2 separate regions of the Homo sapiens genome follow, and region 1 is linked to region 2. The links are chromatin loops, found by intact Hi-C in ENCODE. Cell type or tissue: endothelial cell of umbilical vein. All regions are shown on one strand. Each heading gives the region's core, and the rest is flanking DNA. Links, peaks and the distances in the headings are about the cores only.

Evidence for each region. Peaks named below come from ENCODE experiments on the same cell type or tissue, not always from the same donor. Only the 100,000 strongest peaks of a DNase experiment are listed, where the experiment ranks them.
Region 1: a loop joins it to region 2, with 13 times the contacts of the local background. A loop is called at or near these places in 7 of 110 quality-filtered maps.

What each region holds. Positions count from the first base shown.
Region 1 is chr4:140,324,299-140,334,950 of GRCh38, forward strand. All of the region lies in intron 2 of SCOC-AS1 (SCOC antisense RNA 1), which reads right to left. It also overlaps a transcript of SCOC not described here. Among named protein-coding and RNA genes, the nearest start is that of SCOC-AS1, 44 kb to the right of the region's middle. In endothelial cell of umbilical vein, for the core only: a CTCF peak has its summit at 6,229 (motif pointing right); a DNase peak (open chromatin) is centred at 6,223.
Region 2 is chr4:140,604,828-140,615,479 of GRCh38, forward strand. No RefSeq gene overlaps it. Among named protein-coding and RNA genes, the nearest start is that of UCP1, 41 kb to the left of the region's middle. In endothelial cell of umbilical vein, for the core only: a CTCF peak has its summit at 5,393 (motif pointing left); a DNase peak (open chromatin) is centred at 5,354.

The DNA.
Region 1 (10,652 bases), core at 5,207-7,706, 280 kb before region 2:
CGAGGATGTCCTCTCTGACTATCCCCAATCAACACCAGACTGGAAGTCATAGCCAGTGAAATAAGCCAAGAAAAACAAATAAATAGCATACAGCTTTGAAAGGAAAAAGATAAGCCTGTCTTTAATTGAAGATGACATGGTTATCAATGTAGACAATTCCAAAAATATACAAAACACTCCGAGAACTCATAAGTACATTTAAAAAGGTCAATATACAAAAACCAATCATATTCCTATATTCCAGAAATGAATAGTTGTCATTTGATATTAAGAAACAAGATCATTTACAATTGCACTGAAAAAGTTAAGTACTTAGGTATAAGTCTATTAAAACATGTGCATGGTCTATATGTTGAAAATGACACTGATGAAAGGTATTAAAGAAAAATCTAAACACATTGACAGATACACTGTGTTCATGATTTGGAAGCATTAATATTATTAAGAGGCCAGTTCTCCCCAGTTTGATCTGTAGATTCCATGAAATCCCAATCAAAATCCAGTAAGCTTTTTATAGATGATGACAAGCTAATTTTTAAACTTATATAGAAAGGCAAAGGACCTAGAATAGCCAAAGCAATGCTGAAAAAGAAAAAAAAAAGTTGGAGGATTCATGCTAGGATTTCAAGACTTATTCAAAACCTATACTAATCAAGACAGTATTGAATAAGCTAAAGGACAGACACATGGAGCAATGGAACAGAAAAGAGAATTCATAAATAGATCTACAGAAATATTGTCAGCTGATTTTTAACAAAGGTGCCAAGACAATGCAATGGACATAGGATAGTTTTTCAGAAAATGATGCCAGAATAGTCCATTTGCAAAAAATGAATCTCCCTGTACCTTAAACAAAAATTAACTAAAAATGGATAATAAACCTAAATGCAAAACATAAAACTATAAAATGTCTAAAAGAAAACATAGAAAATTTGTGTGATCTTGGGTTTGGCAATGGGTTGTTAGATACAACAATAAAAGCACAATCCATAAAAGAAAAAAACTGATAAATTTGACTTTATCAAAATTTAAATCTTTGCTTTGCCAAAGATGCAGTTGAGAAAATAAAAAGACTGGCACAGAGGCAAGGCACAGACTGGGGAAAAAATTGCAAATCACATATCTGACAAAGACTCGTTTCCAGAGTGTATATATAATATGTCTCTCTCTATATAATGACATGTTAAAACTCAGTAATAAGAAACAACCCAATCTTACAAACGGGCAAAATATCTGAACAGATATTTCTTTAAGAAGATATCAATAGCAAATAAATATAAAAGAGGTGTTCAGCATCATTTGTTATCAGAAAAATGTAAATGAAAACCATAATGTGATAGCACTACACACCTATCAGAATTTCTGGAATAGAGAAAAACGTGGCAGTATGGTGAGATGCAAAGCAACAGGAACTCTCATTCATTGCTGTTGAGCATACTAAATAGCACAACCAGGTTGGAGGACAATTTGGAAATTTCTTATAAAGTTAAACATATACTTACCACATGATCCAGAAATCCCAATCCAAGGCATTTATCCAAATGAGTTGAAAACTAATGTTCATACAAAAATTCATATAAAAATGTGTATAACAACTTTATTCACAGTCATTCCAAACGAGAAACAGCTGCAATGTCCTTCAGTAGGTAATGGAATAAGGAACTGTGATATATCCGTACAGTAGGCTATTGCTCAACAATAAAAATGAATGCATTATCGATTTACACAACAACACGGATCTTAAATGCATTCTGTAAGTGAAACAAGCCAGACCCAAAAGGCTACATATTATATGATTTCATTTTTATGACATCGTGTAAAAGGCACAACTATAGGGATAGAAAACAGGTCAGTGGTTCAGTGGTTAGCAGGGTTGAGGGAAACGGGAGAGGTTTTCTACAAAGGGACTGGATGAGAAGTAATTTTTAGCATGATGAAACGGTTCTATACATTACTTGGGCAGGTGGATACATGGCTCTATGCATTTTCAAACCCCATAGAACAGTAGTCTACAAAGAGTGAACTTTACTGTATGCAAATTGAAAAAAAAATCAACGAGGATGTTTAGGGGGAGATCCCAATAGGCAACACAGAAAAAAGTTATTTGCTGAGCAGCAACTTTTAAAGGTGCCAGAGAGTTAAAACAAAAGAAAACAAAACAAAAAAACAAAACAGCAATAAATATAGTGGCATGACTTCAAAAAAGTTCATTTATAATTTCTTCACTTGTGTCCACTGTGGTGAATTCTGTCAATGTGAGCTCCTGAAAAGCAAGGCCTGTGTTTGTCTCCCTCTGTAGGCCCACGCTTTACAGTACAGCATTTCTCAAATGAGTTATAGGCAGACCCCCCCCCCTACACTGTTAGGGAGAAAACAAACCTCCCGTGGACTTCTAATGCTAAAGTCTTTTATTATCTTGTTTTAAACATATGTTTAAACATACAAATATATAAATGCTTGTGTTTACAATTCTTATACACCTAGGAGACCATAACAAAATTATGAATTAGACACAAAGAACTGGAGCCCCAGTAAAGCTCAATCTGATAACATTCATTGGTGAAACTCAATCACTGCTCACAATGTGACTCTGCTCCTGAGGCCTGTGGTCTAGTCTTGGAAGTGGGCAGCCATGATAAATGTTGGAACTCAAATGTTTCCACCTTTATTCTCTCTTCTAATGATTACACAAACATCATTTTCACAGCAAACCTTGATGTTGTATAGGATGGCTTGAAGAAGTTGAAAATCACTTCCTACATCAGCACCATCAAAACTACTACTAGACCTTGTTATGATTTTCCTGTTCCCACCTGCATCTAACCTGTGATAAACAAAATTTAGTTTATGTTAAATTTGGCCCTTGTCCTCTAAGGAGTGTTAAGTGTGAAGCCATCACAGTGTTGCTGATGAACAGAATTTACCTCTGTTCGAAGAGCGAGGACTCTGTGATTATGTGGGAAGGCTCTGCTGTCTTTGTCTTCAGTCTTTGCCTGCTTTAGCAAATTCTGATAGGAGGAAGATGCAAACACCACTCTCAGGTGGGATTTCAAAATCCTGCACCATCAAACTGATCTGTTTTGAACTATATGGAGCTCTCTAAGGTTACAATAATTCTTTCTACTGTGCTTTCAATACTGAAAAAAAAAATCACTTATTAGTGGACAATTCAACAAGCAATTTAAATAGAAATTATTTTTAAAAACATGCTTGACACATAGCCAGACATAGTGGCACATGGCTGTAGTCCTAGCTACTTGGGAGGCTGGGGCTTGATCCCAGGAGGTAAAGGGCAGCTTGGATAACATAGCGAGACCCTGTTTCAAACAAAACAAATGTTTTGTTTGAAATGCTTGACAACTAATTATGTTGATTACCTATGATTTGGAGAAATCCATGCTATAACAATGAATAGTCAAGCGTTCACTCTGGAGTAATCCAACACTTTGCTGTATTCCATATGAAAATAAAACATGCCTTTGAATTTTTACAAGGATGCAGCCAGCTTTTGTTTGAATCTGTGAAATGGCAAGTTTGGGGCTGGACTAGGACTGTATCAGGGAAAGAAGCTGTTTGGCATGTTTTTTTTTTCTGTAGTGTTGAGCATTGCTGCTTGTTGGGCAGCTCAAAGGACAAGATATTCAAAGATCTCCCTGCCAGCAGGTGCCTCCAACGCCACACTTGAGAAGTGGATATGCGTGAGCCAAGTCCTGGCAGCCACACTCACCAGCCACGTAGTCCTTGGGGACATCACCAGACTCCTCGTGCTTCTGCTTCCTCACCAGTAATGAGTTTTAAATGGGAAGATGCAGGGAACATGCTGAGAAGAAAGCTTAGCACACAGGACATGCTCTATCATGTTAGCTCTTCTTACTGACACACTTAACACATTGGATTACAGTCACCCATCTCCTATTTTTGCTTTAAACCTAACTGGTCTATCAGTTCTTGAGGAGCAGGGACCACAACTTATTCCTCTCTGAATCCACAGTCCTGAGCATACAACACTCAGTGTTTTGAACTGAAGAAAGGGAATAGAATTGGAAAATTGTTCAAAAAAGAGCAAATTGATGAACACAACCAAGCAAGGGACAAAAATGAGTAATTTTCACCTCAGAGTGTAGGATAATAATTTCTGTGTGCCACCTTCGAGTCGACCTCTGTGCCCAACATTTTTTCACCTCAATGCATTTAACAAATTATTCCTCACAGTTCATTTGGGTACACTACTGGCTGCAATCCTGTAATTACAAGTTGTTTTTTCTGCTTCAAAATTGACCTGAATGCTAATAAGCAAAACCAACTAAAAAAATTCTTACCCTGAAGTTCTGGAAATGGTTTTGATCTGGGTGTTGGATACATATTACGTATCTGTACTCTTATAATTTGCACACTTTATTGTATGTATGTTATACCCAGTTAAACATTTTTTAAAGCCTTTTGCCTATCAAGAGTGATTCCATCTGACACATGTCTACAAGACTGTCACTGCCACCCTGGCTATCCCTTCCTTGGCATCTCCCAACCTACTGCTCCCAAAAATGTCCTGTATCTACTTAGCTTATAATCACAGGAAATCTGTATGCACTTTGAACAGCAAAGCCCTCAAGGCTTCAAAAAGTTGAAGCTTTTGCAGAACCAGAAAAAACAATCCTAAAATTCATATGGAACCAAAAAGAGCCCACATAGCCAAAGCAAGACTAAGCAAAAACAACAAATCTGAAGGCATCACATTACCCAACTTCAAACTATACTATAAGGCCACAGTCACCAAAACAGCATCGTATTGGTATAAAAATACGCACATAGACCAGAGGAACAGAATAGAGAACCCAGAAATAAACCCAAATACTTACAGCCAGCTGATCTTTGACAAAGCAAGCAAAAACATAAATTGGGAAAAGGACACCCTATTCAACAAATCGTGCTGGGATAATTGGCAGGCCACATGTCGGAGAATGAAACTGGATCCTTGTCTCTCACCTTATACAAAAATCGACTCAAGGTGGCTCAAAGACTTAAATCTAAGACCTGAAACCATAAAGATTCTAGATGATAACATTGGAAAAACCCTATTAGACATTTGCTTAGGCAAAGACTTCATGACCAAGAACCCAAAAGCAAATGCAACAAAAACAAAAACAAATAGATGGAACTTAATTAAACTAAAAAGCTTCTGCATAGCTAAAGAAATAAGCAGAAGAGTTAACAGACAATCCTTAGAGTGGGAGAAAATATTCGCAAAAATACATCTGACAAAGGACTAATATCCAGAATTGACAAATAACTCAAACAAATCAGCAAGAAAAAAACAAACAATCCCATCAAAAAGTGGGCTAAGGACATGAATAGACTATTCTCAAAAGAAGATATACAAATGGCCAACAAGCATATGGAAAAATGCTCAATATCACTAATTATCAGGGAAATGGAAATCAAAACCGCAATGCAATACCACCTCGCTCCTGCAAGTATGGCCGTAATCAAAAAATAAAAAAATAATAGATGCTGGCATGGATGTGGTGAAAAGGAAAACTTTTACACTGCTGGGAACTGGGAATGTAAACTAGTACAGCCACTGTGGAAAACAGTGTGGAGTTTCCTTAAAGAGCTAAAAGTAGATCTACCATTTGATCCAGCAATCCCACTACTACGTATCTACCCAGAGGAAAAGAAGTCATTATACAAAGATAATACTTGCACACGCATGTTTATAGCAGCACAATTTGCAATTGCAAAAATATGAAACCAGCCCAAATGCCCATCAGTCAATGAGTGGCTAAAGAAAGTGTGGTATATGTATATATATACCATTTACTCAGTCATAAAAAGAAATAATGGCATTTGCAGCAACCTGTATGGAATTGGAGAATATTATTCTAAGTGAAGTAACTCAGGAGTGGAAAAACAAACATCCTATGTTCTCACTCATATGTGGGAGCTAAGCTATGAAGATACAAATCTTCATATGATATGTTGGACTTTGCGGACTTGGGAGAAAGACTACACATTGGGTACAGTGTACACGGCTGGGGTGCTGGGTGCACCAAAATCTCAGAAATCACCACTAAATAACTTTTCATGTAACCAAACACCACTTGTTCCCCCAAAGACCTACTGAAATAAAAAAATTAAAAATTAAAAAACAAAAAATGCTGAAGCTTTTTGTTAAAGAGCACTTAAAATTAAGGTTCCCATAATTTATCCACCAGAGGGAGCCAACAAAGCCACAATAATAGGAACATACTGACCTTAGTGAGCTACAAATCAAGATTTTCAGACAAGGGCTGCAGAGTTGAGACATAAGCAAGTATCAATTGCTTGGTTCAAGGAAGGCATGTGAAAATTTATTGAAGTCAGATTTAATTCATGGCTTTGTTTTCTCAATAGTAGACATGTTTTAATAGTAAGAGTCAAATGACTTTGAAAGTTTTAACACTAATAAATGCCTTGTGAGGATATGGACATGAAAGTAAGAATAGCTCACCTTTAAAAAACACTTTACAGATTCTGAATAATTTTCAGTTAGAGAGTTGAGTGCTGGCAGTTCTCTTCATTAATACAAGAATTTAATAGATAAATACAGTTTGTGCCCATTGGGATGAAAAAAACAGTTTTTATTGCATCAATGCAGCGTACGGCTGGTATATATGCAAATTAGGAAAAGGCATACCTGGGAGGTTTAGGGCATGGTTTGGTGAGCAGAGCATGGGATGGATTTCAGACCCCACTTTCCCTTATTAGGCAGCTCTGTGCAAGGCTAACATCCATATGTGGCAGCCCTCAAGTCTGGGCAATGGTGGCTCCAAGGGGATGCTTGGAAGAGTTTTTAATCTTTCCTTTCTCCAATTCTTTGATAAGGACAATAGCATTTTCTTAATCTAATATAAAATGCATTTCCAAGACTAGTTGCCCACCTCTCTTCTGCCAATCAGAATGTTGACCCAGGTTCTTCCTGTAGAAAAATTCTGGATTCACCACTGAACTATGAAAATAAACATTTTCCATCCTGTTCTCCTCTGCTTCCAATCCACCCTGCTGGAAAAGAGTTGCCCATAGTTCCCAAGTGGCCTTTTTCTTTATAGTTTTCATTTCCTGATCACTCCCCACTTCCTTATTTTGTAGCCACTATCTATCTTCATCAGATTTTCTCGCTGGTTAGAAACTGAAACCAGACATCCATTTAAACATCTTACATGGGATCATCCCTCAGTCCTTACCTTATTTGATCTGACCACTTAACACTGTTGATCACTCTGTCCTTTGGAGATAATTTCCCCATTTGGCTTCTAGAACATGAGTCTTTTGCTTCTTCCCCTTCCAAATTGGCTGCTGCTTCTCAGTCTCCTGGTTTGATTCCTCCTTATCTTCCTGATTTCTAAGTGTGGACAGCTACAAGGCATCTGTCCTGTGGCTTTACACACCTTCACAGCTCTCAAGTTTATATCTCCCCTAGCTTCTATCCTAAACTCCAGACTCATCTTCACCTGCTCACTGAACATTTCCATTTGGATTTTGTATTATCTGTTCTCACACTGCTTAAAGAAACATCTGAGACTGGGTAATTTCTAAAGAACAGAGGTTTAATTGGCCCACAGTTTCTCAGGTTGTACAGGAAGCATGGCAGCATCTACTCCTGGGGTAGCCTCAGGGAGCTTTTACTCATGGTGGAAGGCAAAGCTGGAGCAGGCATCTTACATGGCAGGAGCAGGAGGAAGAGAGAGATGGGGAGGTGCCGCACACTTTAGAATGCCTAGATCTCTTGAAAACTCTTATCATGTGAACAGCACTAGTGGGATGGTGCTAAACCATTAGAAACCGCCCCCGTGATCCAACCGCCTGCTACCAGGCCCCACCTCCAGCACTGGGGATTACATTTCAACATGAGATTTGGGTGGTGACACAGATCCAAACCATATCAGATGTTTAAAAGCATCTCATACGAGACATGCCTAAAATCAAACTCTTAAGTTTCTCCTTCTATGTGTTTCATAGTCTTTCTCACCTAAGCTAATGATACCTCCCTTTTTAGTTGCTCATGCCAAAAACTCTGGAGTCATCTTTTTTTTTTTTTTTTTTTTTTTTTTTTTTGAGACGGAGTATTGCTCTGTCACCCAGGCTGGAGTGCAGAGTGCAATGGCATGATCTCAGCTCACTGCAACCTCTGCCTCCTGGGTTCAAGCTATTCTCCTGACTCAGCCTCCTTAGTAGCTGAGACTACAGGCATGTGCCACCATGCCCAGCTAATTTTTGTATTTTTAGTAGAGACGGGTTTTCACCATGTTGGCCGGGATGGTTTCGATCTCCTGACCTCTTGAACTGCCTGCCTCAGCGTCTCAAAGTGCTGGGATTACAGGCATAAGCCACCGCGCCCGGCCTGGAGTCATCTTTGACTGATCTTTCTCTTACTCTCCATATTGGCAAATGCCTTTGGATCCAGATTTGAAATCTGTCCAGGATTTGACTACTTTATACCACCTCAACAGCGACCACTCAAGTCCAGATCACAGCATCATCTCTTGCCTGGATTACTGCAATAGTCTTCTAAACTCACTTCCCTGACTCTGCCTTCCCCTACCCCTCACCCTTTAACCAGTGTCTATTTTCTTCACTACAGTCAGAGTCATCCTGCTATAACCAGAAGCCTCTCCTCTGCATAACGTATCCCATCTCACAGAGTGAAACCCAAGGAACTTAAAAGGGCCTGTGAGGCTCTACATGGTCAGTCCCTGATATATTTCCAAACAGCACTCAAACCTCCCTGTTCTAACACCTTCTTTGTGCATGCCAAACCTGTTCATGCCACCTCAAGGTCTTTGCACTTGCTGATCTTTCTGCCAGCGTTCTTCCTTCAGATGCCCTCGGGCTGGCTCCTTCAACTCCTTTAGTCTCTGCTCCAATGTCATTGCATCAGCCAGGCCTTCCTGACACCGTATATAAAATAACACCCACACTCCTATCACTCTCTGTGTGCCTTACCCTGCAATTTTTTCTTCATAGCACTTCTCTCCTCTCCATTGGATGTGTGTGTGTTTAGGTATACATACATGTGGTATATATATTTGTATATACATATAATGTATATATTTGAATACACATGTAGTATATATATTTGTGTATGTATATGTCTATCTGTTTAATCATTGTCTGCCTTCTCCACCAAAAATGTAAACTCTGTGATTAGAAGTATTTTGTTTCATTTATGTTATAATCTCAGTGCCTGGAACAATGCCTAGCACATGGCAGGTATTTGATAAATATTTGTTGAATTAATGTTGACTGAATCTAGGTAACTTATATACTGACTAAAAGTTACATACAATGTGTAAAATAAAATGTGTTAAACTTTCTGTGTTGCCCAAGCAGAACTGGGAGTCTTGGAAGGCATTTAAAGAAATACAGTGTTTACCCTGGAAGAACAGTGGATGCCACATGAATATTTGATGAATGTGGAATGAAATCTGACATCTTGTTGCTGGAGTAGATGGCTTAAAGATAATTGGACAAAACAGGAAGCTACAAATCCACATCATTTAACCCCTTGTTGTTATGTTGAATTAGGAAACATTATATATACTGCATTTTGTTTTTACCAATTGCTGCCATATTCTCTTACTATTATTATTAATATTTTTAAGAGAAAGCGTTTTGCTCTGTCACTGATACTGGAGTGCAGTGGTGTGATCATAGCTCACTGCAGCCTTGAACTCCTGGGTTCAAGTGATCCTCCTACCTCAGCCTCCTGAGTAGCTGGGACTACAGGCATGCCATCACGCCCAGCTAATTAAAAAAATCTTTTTTGTAGAGATAGTGTCTCACTATGTTTCCCAGACTGGTCTCAAACTCCCAGGCTCAAGCAATCATCTTGCCTTGGTATGTGCTACCATGCCCAGACAAATTCTATTATTAAACAGAATTTCTATGTATTATCTGCCTACCTAAATAAGCATATTATGAATGTCATGCTTCATTATTGCTGATGCTGAAGAATCCAGACTGATGTCTTCTAAGAGAATATCCATCAGTAAAGTCAAGAATTGTGTTTCTATTTATCACTTTATTGCCAAAGCTAATTGCTTATGTAAAGATTCCTGTCTTGATGTGAGCTGTTAGCATATTAAAGTATATTTACTGAAATTGAATCCATAATTTAAATGACATATAATTTAAATACACTTGTGAAAACAAAAAGATAAATTCATTTAAAACAGAATATAATTAAGGGAAAATTTTAATTAAAAAAACACTAATAGCGAAACTGTTTTTTTTCCTAATTTTTATTTTATTGTGGTAAGAGCGCTTAATGTGAGTTCTACCGTCTGAACAAATTTGTAAGGGTACAGTACCATATTGTTAACTACAGGCACAATTTTATGCAGCCGTTCTCTAGAACTTATTCATCTTGCATACCTATGACTTTATACCTATGGAATAGCAATTCCCCACCATTTCTCTTCCCCTCAGCCCCAGTACCATTCTACTCTCTGATTCCATGAGTTTGACTATTTTAGACACCCCATGGGCCAGACATGATGGCTCACACCTGTAATCCCAGCACTTTGAGAGGCCGAAGTGGCTGGATTGCTTGAGCCCAGGAGTTCAAGACCAGCCTGGGCAACATGACAAAACCCTGTCTCAAAAATAAAATAAAT
Region 2 (10,652 bases), core at 4,396-6,895:
CTCATCCATTGAGTTTTTAACTTCAGTTATTATTTTTATCTGTTATGAAATTTGCATTCAATTTTTATTCCATTCTTCTCATGAAATTCTCCATCTAATTTATATTCTTAAACAAATTAAATACAATCTTTTAAAAGCCTGTGTGTATCTGATAATGCCAATATCTGGATCATCTGTGGGTTTGATTTTATTTCTGTTTTTTTCTCTAGTCCTGTCCCATAGTATACTTGATACTTTTAAAATTAAATGTCATACATATATATGAAAAATTATATAGGATCTGGATAATATTATATTCATCCAGAGAAGATGTAGCTTCTTTTTGCCATGCAGTGAAAATAGGCACAGCTCTCTTTATCTTTGTGATTAAACTGGTTTCTGGGTTTCAGCTTTGATAAAGACTATTTTTTATTCACATGTGCTTTTTGTTGTTGTTGTTGTTGTTGAGACGGAGTCTCCCTCAGTCACCAGGCTGGAGTGCAGTGGTGCGATCTCGGCTCACTGCAACCTCCGCCTCCAGGGTTCAAGCGATTCTCCTGCCTCAGCCTCCCGAGTAGCTGGGACTACAGGTGTGTGCCACCACGCCTGGCTAATTTTTGTATTTTTAGTAAAGACGGGGTTTCACCATGTCGGCCAGGATGGTCTCGAGCTCTTGACTTCGTGATCTGCCCGCCTTGGCCTCCCAAAGTGCTGGGATTACAGGCATGAGCCACCGTGCCTGGCCCATATGTACTTTTAAGATATAGATTTTCAGGAGTCCCAACTAATAGTTTGGGGCATCTTCTAGGATCTCAACTCCTTGGCAGACTTTGAAATAATTTTTATCTCCCTGTTCAGAGAGAATACCTGAAGTTTGACTCAGCTTCCTAACCTGCTGCTTTGCATGTTAAGAGTCAGAAAACGCCTTGAGGGGTACCCATTCAGAGTTAACTTCTCCATATTTACTTTCTCTCCAGGATTTTGGCTTCTTACATCCTTGTTCTCTTTTCATTCTCAAACCACTACTTTTATTTCTCTAACATCAAGAGACTACCAAAAGCTCTGTTCAGCATCTTCGCCTCTTTGAGAGCCATTTTGCTTGGCTTCTGAGCCTCTTGCTCCTGCACTGATGAATAGTTGACAAATTACTTAAGAGGAAAAGTTGAGAAGAATATGGCAATCACCTTTATGCATATTCCTAAGGACCATCCGCTCGACTTAGATTTAGCAGAAAGAAGGTAACTCTGGTTTTCAGAAAATAAAAACCCAGATATTTTAGTTAGGATTCTAGTCTTTATTTTAGCCTCTTTAGGATGTTTCCAGTCTAAGGATTGAGTCTAAAGACTAATACCCACAGGAAAGTTTCAAATACTTCTGTTTGACCAAGGGTGGCAAAGACCTGGCACATGTGTGGCTATTTTTCTATCTGGCTCCAATTGTGGTTCTGGCTAAGTGATCATGGCACCCCTTTTTTGTGACTCCAGAAAATGTGTTAGAATCCTTACCAACAAAACACACAAGCCAGGACTTGGCTTACACAAGAAACTTGTCAGACATGCCTGTCTTCGGCATTAGGCTTGCGATTGGGCTGCTTGTCATGAGGTGAATAGTAACGTCATTCAGGGTGTCAGCCCAAGGCTAGAGTCATTGATTAGATATCTGGTTGTGCACAGCATTGGTACAGGACCCAGGCATATAACTCAGTGTCTTCTCCACCTCTTCTTGATCCTGCTTATTGTAAATGAAAAATAAAATTCCAGGTCCCCCAACCATCTGAATGGATCCCTTATCTCAACCAAGGGCATTCCAAAGTTAACCTGAAAAACGAGTTCAGGCCTTGATGGGAAGGTGGTGTTGGACATGCCTGATTATACCTCCTCCCTTTCAGAATTACTGATGGAACAGATTAATTAAGTCTGATAAGAAACATTTACATTCTTTTCTCCCTGAAGCCTTGCTACCTGGAGTCTTCACCTGAATGATAAAAGCCTGGTCTCCACAATCCCTTACCTCAACCTGGACGTTCATTTTTATTGGTTCCAAGTCTTTAGATAATAACCAAATGCCAATCGCAAAATCTTTGAACCCACCCATGACCCGAAAGCACCCTCCTACCCACCACTTCCAGTTGTTCCACCTTTCCAGACTGAACCAATACACATCTTAACATGTATTGACTGATAGCTTATATCTTCCTAAATTACATAAAACCAACCTGTAGCCTGACCCCCTTGGGCGCATGTTCTCAGGACTCCTGAGGGCTGTGTCATGGGTATTGCTCACTCATATTTGGCTCAGAATAAACCTCTTCAAATATTTTACAGAGTTTGACTTTTTTTGCTGACATTTTGTATAGTGGTAGAGTCCAATGGTGAGTTTGTAAACTGATTTCATACTAATGAGTTAGTATTGTAGTCCCTTTTAAAAGAAATATTGCTAACCCAAGCTGGCCTACCCAAAGCATGTTTGGGTCGGGGAAGAGTACACATGGAGGCCCTAGGCCCACCCCCCACCATTTTTTATCTCACTGTGGATGGCGTTGTGCATGTGGATGTGACACCCCAGCTTATATATAGAGGGTCTGTAAACAATCCTCCCAACAGGGAACTCCTAGGCACCCTTCTGCCCAGGGTGCCATGCCTAGGTACATGGCTCTGCTCTCACGAGCATGAGGAGAAGACTGGGCAGGTCCTAGGAGGGACTCAGAGCTGTTTGGGCAGGGTAATGGGATTCTGGTTACCAGAGTGTGGTCTGGACAAGGTGACTGGCACAGTCCCCCTGACATCAGTCTCCTTGGTCCTTCCAGAGCAGTGCGTGGTGGGGGCAGCATAGTCAGAGTGGCTGGACAAGGCAGAGCCCACTAAAGCCTGAGGCCCAAGGCAGGACACCAACTGCCCACGTCTGAGGACAGTACTAAACCCAAATTGCTCTGCCTAGTGGCATTTCAGGCAGTATTATAAATAGATATTGAAAAATACAGGCAGAGTGAAGAACAGGTAACTCAGGGTAGTCTGCCCACAGGCTTAGCTTCACTAAGCCATTTTACTAATTTTCTTCCTTTCCTCTTCTTGGGAATCAGAGAGCTCACAGAAATCTCCAGGCTTGTTTTTTTTGACTCACAAGACTTTCAAATTGGCAGCTGCAGTTAGTGAGGAGGGAGGGAAAAAGATAGAGATGGGAGTCCATTTAGGAAGGACAGAGATGTGTGTGGGGAGGGAACATTTATTCCCAGGAGAGGGCTCCAGTGATCTGTGCTCCGCTTTGCTGACTCTTTTGCTACTCTTCCCTTTCTACCCCATCCCCAGGCTCTCAAATTACAGACTTTAAACTGGGCATAGTATGTCTTCCCATTTCCAAACTGTCCGTCTGTAGATGGGGAAGGAAAACCGTAGAAAATATCCATGGAAGTGTAGACAAGTGACTGTGTTACCTGCTGACGCCTGGTTCAGGTAGCTTGGCCCTGTTGCTCCTCTCAATACCTTGGGGTCAGTCAGAGCTAAAGGTGACAGTCAGAAATAGAATGTGTAGGCTGGGCACGGTGGCTTACGCCTGTAATCTCAGCAATTTGGGAGGCCAAGGCAGGTGGATCACTTGAGGTCAGGAGTTCAAGACCAGCCTGGCTAACATGGTGAAACCCCATCTCTGCTAAAAAATGTGGTGGGGGACACCTGTAAACTCAGATACTCGGAAACTGAGGCAGAAGAATTGCCTGAACCCGGGAGGCAGAGGTCGCAGTGAGCCAAAATCATGACACTACACTCCAGCCTGGGCAACAAGAGTGGAACTCCGTCTAAAAAAAAAAAAAAAAAAGATATGGAATGCGTAGCTGGGTGCTGTGGCTCACACCTATAATCCAAGCTACCTGGGAGACTGAGAGTTCAAGACCATCCTGAACAACATAGCACGACCCCATCTCTTAAAAAAAAGGAAAAGAAAAGAAACAGAATGTGAAAATCTCTAAGGGGGCTGGCCTCCTTTACTCTGGATGTTCTTGAAATTCAGCCTAGCTCTTTTACTTAGTGAGCTCTTTATGTCTTTCTCCCACATGTGTACAGTTCTCTCTCTCTCTCTCTCTTCCTCTTTGTCTCACCAAATCTAGGAAAGAAAATTATCCTACTTTGTGTGCTGGTGGTGTTGTCTGTGAGCTTCTTAGTGGAATACTGGAAGGCCCACCCTGCTTCCATCTTTCTGACAAGGTCCAGGCTGTATTGTTTTAAAAGTAATGCCCTTGGCTGGGTGCGGTGGCTCATGCCTGTAATCCCAGCACTCTGGGAGGCCGAGGCGGGCGGATCACGAGGTCAGGAGACCAAGACCATCATGGCTAACACGGTGAAACCCAGTCTCTACTAAAAATAATAATAATAAAAACAATTAGCCAGGCATGGTGGCACGCACCTATAGTCTCAGCTACTCTGGAGGCTGAGGCAGGAGAACTAATTGAACCCGGGAGGTGGAGATTGCAGTGAGCTGAGATCATGTCACTGCACTCCAGCCTGGCAGCAGAGCAAGGCTCTGTCTCAAAAAAAAAAAAGAAAAGAAAAGAAGAAAAAAAAGTAACACCCTTGAATCCTTAAACAATTGTCTCATTTAATTTGGATCATTTTGACCTTTAAGTTTCTTTATTCAGATCTTTAATATTTTTAAGGGAGCTGTTAAAAGAGGAATTGAGTTTGCCTCCTTTGCAGAGAAAATTAAAAGTGTACCATGACACTGAGTGCCCTTGGAGAGGGGGAGATCTTTGGAAGTTTGAAGGGTGATCCTAGAAGGTGCTTTTGTACGTGATTGTAGAGGGGGCAGAGAAAAAAAAAATGGCCTCCACCCATTGTGTTTCTCCATGAGCTTTGTGAGTGAGGCCACTGGGGAGTCACCTGTTCCCACAGGCTGGCGCTCTGATGGAAGAGTGCCAGTTAGGCAGGCCATGGAGGAGGGCTCTGTGACCCATGAGACACTGGCACTGCAGGAATATGACGTTGGCAGTGTTTTAGGAGGGGATTTTGCCAGCTTAAGGCCATGAACCCAAGAGGAAATTAGATTTTAAGCAGAAATAAAATCCTGTGGAAATATTTAATGTTAGGTGATGTTTGCATCATGAAGGACATCATCTCTCTTCCATTGAATCTTTTCCTCTTTTTGTCCGTGGCTTCCTGTGTCTGTAATAGAATAATCCATTGTCTCTGCTGAGTGCTGTCTGGAGCAGAAGCTTTTGTCAAGCTCTTCTTGATAATATCATTTCAGTTACACTTGAATTCAAAGCTCTTCTCTCTTTTTTTTTTCCTAAGTGTCTCTAGCATTAAGGGAGGAATGGATCCTTTTAGTTTTGACCACAGAAATAAAACTTCAATCAGAACATGTTGAACGCTGGCTTCAAATTTAGTCACCAGGAATGGTCTTTAGCCCAACATTACCCCCTAGTGGGATAAAATAGAATAGATATTAATGAGGTTATGTGGGATGCATTTGAATGGGTGTAACTAGATGCTCTGGCTTGGGCCTGCTCTGTGACAGATACAAGTGGCTGTTAAGGCCCCATGGAAAAATGCATCTCCCCAGCTCTTTGGAAAGCCACTGGCCTTCAGTGAGCGTGGAGCAATTCCTTCTGCTTAATAACCCCCTCTTTCTCTTTCATTTTATTCTCTCGTTGTTGTCATAGTGAATGGCATTTAAGAACTGGAGAAACAAAGCACAGAAGTCATGTGTAAAAAGTGTAACAGATTTGATTTCATAAAACATGCACACTGTCATATAATGCAAGACACCAAAAGTTAGAAGGCAAATTCAAAAGAACCTAAAGGAGCAATAAACATTGTTTAAAGTAGCCCATAAATGTGTAAAATATTATGTATCGATTTAAAAAATTCAACTGCTTCACTGTGAAAGGAATTTGAATTAAAATGAAATATCATCTTTTATCCATCAGATTAGCAAAAATAGAAAGAGTGTTAATTTCAAATGTTGCTGAAGGTATGTAAGAAGGGAGCACTAGCTGTTGATGGGAATGTAAACAAGTGAAGGACTTTTGAAGGCAATTTGACAGGATCTGTCATGACTTTAAATGGACATATGCTTTGATCCAGCAAGTTTACCTTTTCAATCCTATCCCCAAAAGATATTCTTATATATGTCACAGATCTCTTTACAGTAATATTCCTTGCCACAATGTTTATGATAAGAAAAGCCTACATATAAGTAAAAGTCCATCAACTGAGACAGAGGGTGGGGCAGCATAGGTGTAACTAAATAAATTACGGAACATTTCCTTTTCATGGAATACTGTGCTGACATTAACATAAATGAGACAGAACTCCATATACACCTATGGAAAAAATCTCCATGACCCTCAGGTGAAACATGAAATCACGGAATAAGTTTTAGTTTGATTCAATTTTTGTGTGTATGTTTTAAAATCGTGTATGTGGCCAGATGTGGTGGCTCATGCCTGTAATCCCAGCACTTTGGGAGGCCGAGGCGGGTGGATCACAAGGTCAGGAGATCGAGACCATCCTGGCTAACACGGTGAAACCCTGTCTCTACTAAAAAATATAAAAAATTAGCCAGGCGTGGTGGCGGGCGCCTGTAGTCTCAGCTACTCGGGAGGCTGAGGTGAGAATGGCATGAACCTGGGAGGCAAAGATTGCAGTGAGCCAAGATCGCGCCACTGCACTCCAGCCTGGGCGACAGAGTGAGACTCTGTCTCAAAAAAAAAAAAAAAAAAACACCACACACACACACACACACACACACACACACACACACACACACACACACAAAACACAAAAAACGCGTATGTGTATGTAGACACATATAGAAATTTCTAGAACAAATGAAATTCAATCTATTAATAATACTTACCTCCAAGGAGAGAAGTAGGAGTACAGAAGTTAATAAAGGAAGACTTTCTTTCTGCCTCACTTCTTATTGGTCAATCTGGGAATTCATTTTGCTGTGTCTGTGTATTACTCGTATGGAAAAAAGTAAGCAAAAATAAACACTATTATGTGATATTCATACAGATGAACGATATTTCAAAGGAAACTTCTCTACTATAAGACAAAGAGAGTTTAAATTTAGCATAGCGGCAAGGCTAAGCCCAGTGACAAGTCCTTCATCAATTGTCTTTTTTTTTATTTCCAAGAAATCTCAACACATGGGTAAACATTGTGCTGGAGAAATGAATGGCTCTGTAATTTCCCAGATAGTCAGAATCTTTTTCTGGCCTCGTGGCTTCATCATTGCCTGACTCAGCATGTGTACTCAGGGCCCCTAGAGTGAGCCATGGTGAACCAGGTGGTGAGAGTTGCAGGGAGTGACGGTGTAGGCTGAGGATTCCAACTACTGTGTCTCTTCACAGCAAACACCTGGACATGGGCAAGCCACCCAAGAGACAGTTTTGCTCTAAAATGGTATTTTTTGCCCCTTCCCATTTGGAGCAAAGATACAATTCCAAAGAAGATTCTGAAATATTCATGTTAACCCATGTATACTATTAAAGCTATTTCATCTTACTCATTTTCAAAAAAGTTTATAATTTCATAGGTTGCTTAAGTCTTTTAGAAAATCAATATACCCAGGTTAACTCCATAGCAGCAGCTATTTACAAATTCTCTTGTTTATGAGACAAGCTGTTGAAACAACCCAGTGCCCTATCTCAAAATATTTTGCGTTTTTATCTTTTCATAGACTCTTCCAAATATCTTCTCAGTTTACATGAGCATTTAAGAAGGATCTGGCAAGTTCAAGTATTACTTCCTTATTTACTTCCTCATTATTAAGTACAGTTCTTTATTTCTCACAGTGAGAAGAGATATTGTGTTGCATTACACTGAAAATACTGCACAATTCAATACAAATTATAGAGTTATATTATCCAAATTCTGCTGCTAGGGTTTCATTTTTGTCCTTTGAAATTTCATACTGATCACTTCTTGGTTTATACCAAACTTTCTTTCACTTTTGAAACTTCAAAAGTAAATACTCTTCCCCATTTCCTACTCTTAGGTCTAAATTTGCAGCAGGAATTGAAGGAGGGATTGAAATATTGCACCTGGCTCATAGAATTTGACAGCATGACAAAGGATGCTGTAAAATATGAACCAAAAGGGGAAAATGAATATACTCTAATACCTTGGATATTTTTGGTCCTTTACCTGTTAGGATACCAACCAATGTTGAGAAATAGTATATACATAGGTAGTGACTGATCATAAACTTTCATATATGCTTGTCTATTATCCTGTAGGAAGGTGGGATGGTGAGAGGCTTAAAACAGAGGAAAACATGATTACATTAAAGTTTTCAAAAGATCACATAAGCGATAGTTTAAAAGAATAACTGAGGAGTGTGAGAGGGAGGACTAGGGGCAAAAAATAAAATGGCAACAATCCAGCAACCTTTGTTGCAATCCAAAAAGTTTGTTTCAAACACTTGCTACAAACATTCATGTACACATAGGAAAGTGTGACATGATGAATTTACAGACTTGCGCATTTCTATCTTGCTTGCCAACAATTAGAAGAGTAATTATATCACACACAGATTGACAAATAGCCAAAGGGCCATTTTAAAATGCTGCCTTTCAGTCTATCATTGATGCAGTGTTAGGTTGATTCCATGTCTTTGCTATTGTGAATAGGCTGGATGAAGAAAATATGATACATATACATCATGGAATACTATGCAGCCATACAAAGAATGAGATCATGTCTTTGCAGGGACATGGATGGAGCTTGAGCCCATCATCCTTAGCAAACTCACACAGGACCAGAAAACCAAGTACTGCATGTTCTCACTTATAAGTGGGAGCTAAATGATGAGAACACATGGACACATAGAAGGGAGCAACACACACTAGGGCCTATTGGAGGGTGGAGTTGAGGAGGAAGGAGAGGATCAGGAAAAATAACTAATGGATACCAGGCTTAATACCTGGGTGATGAAATAACCTGTACAACACACCTCCATGACACATGTTTACCTATGTAACAAACCTGCACGTGTACCACTGAACTTAAAATAAAAGTTAAAAAAAAAAAGAAAAAATGAATGACTGCCTTCCAGTTACTGAAAGCAGACCCAATTAAGGAAACTATTACAGTTGCCAAGGTCAGGGACTATAAATGCATATGTAAGCTTCCATCAGAGCACCAACCTCTGAGTTCTCCCTTTGGGTCACACTTTGAGGCAGTTGGATCATCACATATTGGGCAAAGGTGTCAAGAAGAAGCAAGAAGCTGAGAGCCTGCTCAATCCACAACAAGCCAAGAAATGTTTTGTTTTGTTTTAAGTAAAAAGCAATCAATTTCCTTTTGTTATATGAAGGTAATAGGATTGATACTTTTGCTTAAGGATAACCTATACAAATACAGTCTGGACTGAAGAGATAGATCAAATATTAATATATAAACCTAATAAAACCCTTCTGAACCTATTGCCAGATACAAAGCTGGACTGTCAGTATAATTGAGAATAGACCGAGGAGCAGAGATTGAATGGTGTTTATAAAAAATAACGGGGCTGGGTGCAGTGGCTCACGCCTGTAATCCCAGCACTTTGGGAGGCTGAGGCAGGTGGATCACAAGGTCAGAAGATCGAGACCATCCTGGCTAACATGGTGAAACCCCGTCTCTACTAAAAATACAAAAAACTAGCTGGGTGTGGTGGCGGGTGCCTGTAGTCCCAGCTACTCGGGAGGCTGAGGCAGGAGAATGGTGTGAACCCAGGAGGCAGAGTTCACAGTGAGCCGAGATCGTGCCACTGCACTCCAGCCTGGGTGACAGAGCAAGACTCCATCTAAAAAAAAAAATAAAAAATAAAAAATAAAAAAAATAATGGATAGGGGCTGGGCACAGTGGCTCATGCCTGTAAGCCCAGCACTTTGGGAGGCTGAGGTGGACAGATCACCTGAGGTCACGAGTTTGAGACTAGCCTGGTCAACATGGCAAAACCCTGTCCCTACTAAAAATACAAGACTTAGCCAGGTGTGGTGGTGTGCACCTGTAGTCCCAGCTACTCGGGAGGCTGAGGCAGGAGAATCACTTGAATCCTGGAGATGGAGGCTGTAGTCAGCTGAGCTCATGCCACTGCACTCCAGCCTGGGTGACAGAGTGAGAATCCGTCTCAAAAAAAAAAAAAAAAATGGGGTCATAAACAACTTGGAGGAATCAAGAATGACATACATTTCTGGCTTCAGTTACTACATGGATATTGCTGTTATTAATTAAATAGGGAATAATAAAGGGAAACTTTATGGGGAGAGAAGAGTCCAGTTTTTGAAGTGCATATAAGTTCAGGAAGTGAGAGCATTGTTGTGCCTCTTTTGTTCATTGTCACTGCTGTTATTAGCACATGACACAAAGCCTGGAACACCCAAGGCACTCAATACATATGGACTAAATGAAACAGTTCCAGAGAGAAGCCTGAGCTGACTTAGTATTTGGGAGTCAGTAGTAGACAGATAGGGGTTGAAGTTATTGAAGTGGGTGCACTCTTTCAGGGCAAGCAATGAGAAAGGAGCACCTTGGGAAGATCTTTGTGGTGACCATCATGTAAGAGGTGGGCAAAGGAAAGCAGCCCAGGAAAGTTCATGGTGAATTTATTAGAGAAACAAAGGGGAATTGCAAAGATATTGGTGTCACGGACACCTTGAAAAGGAGGAGATAATTTTAATGAGGGAGTGT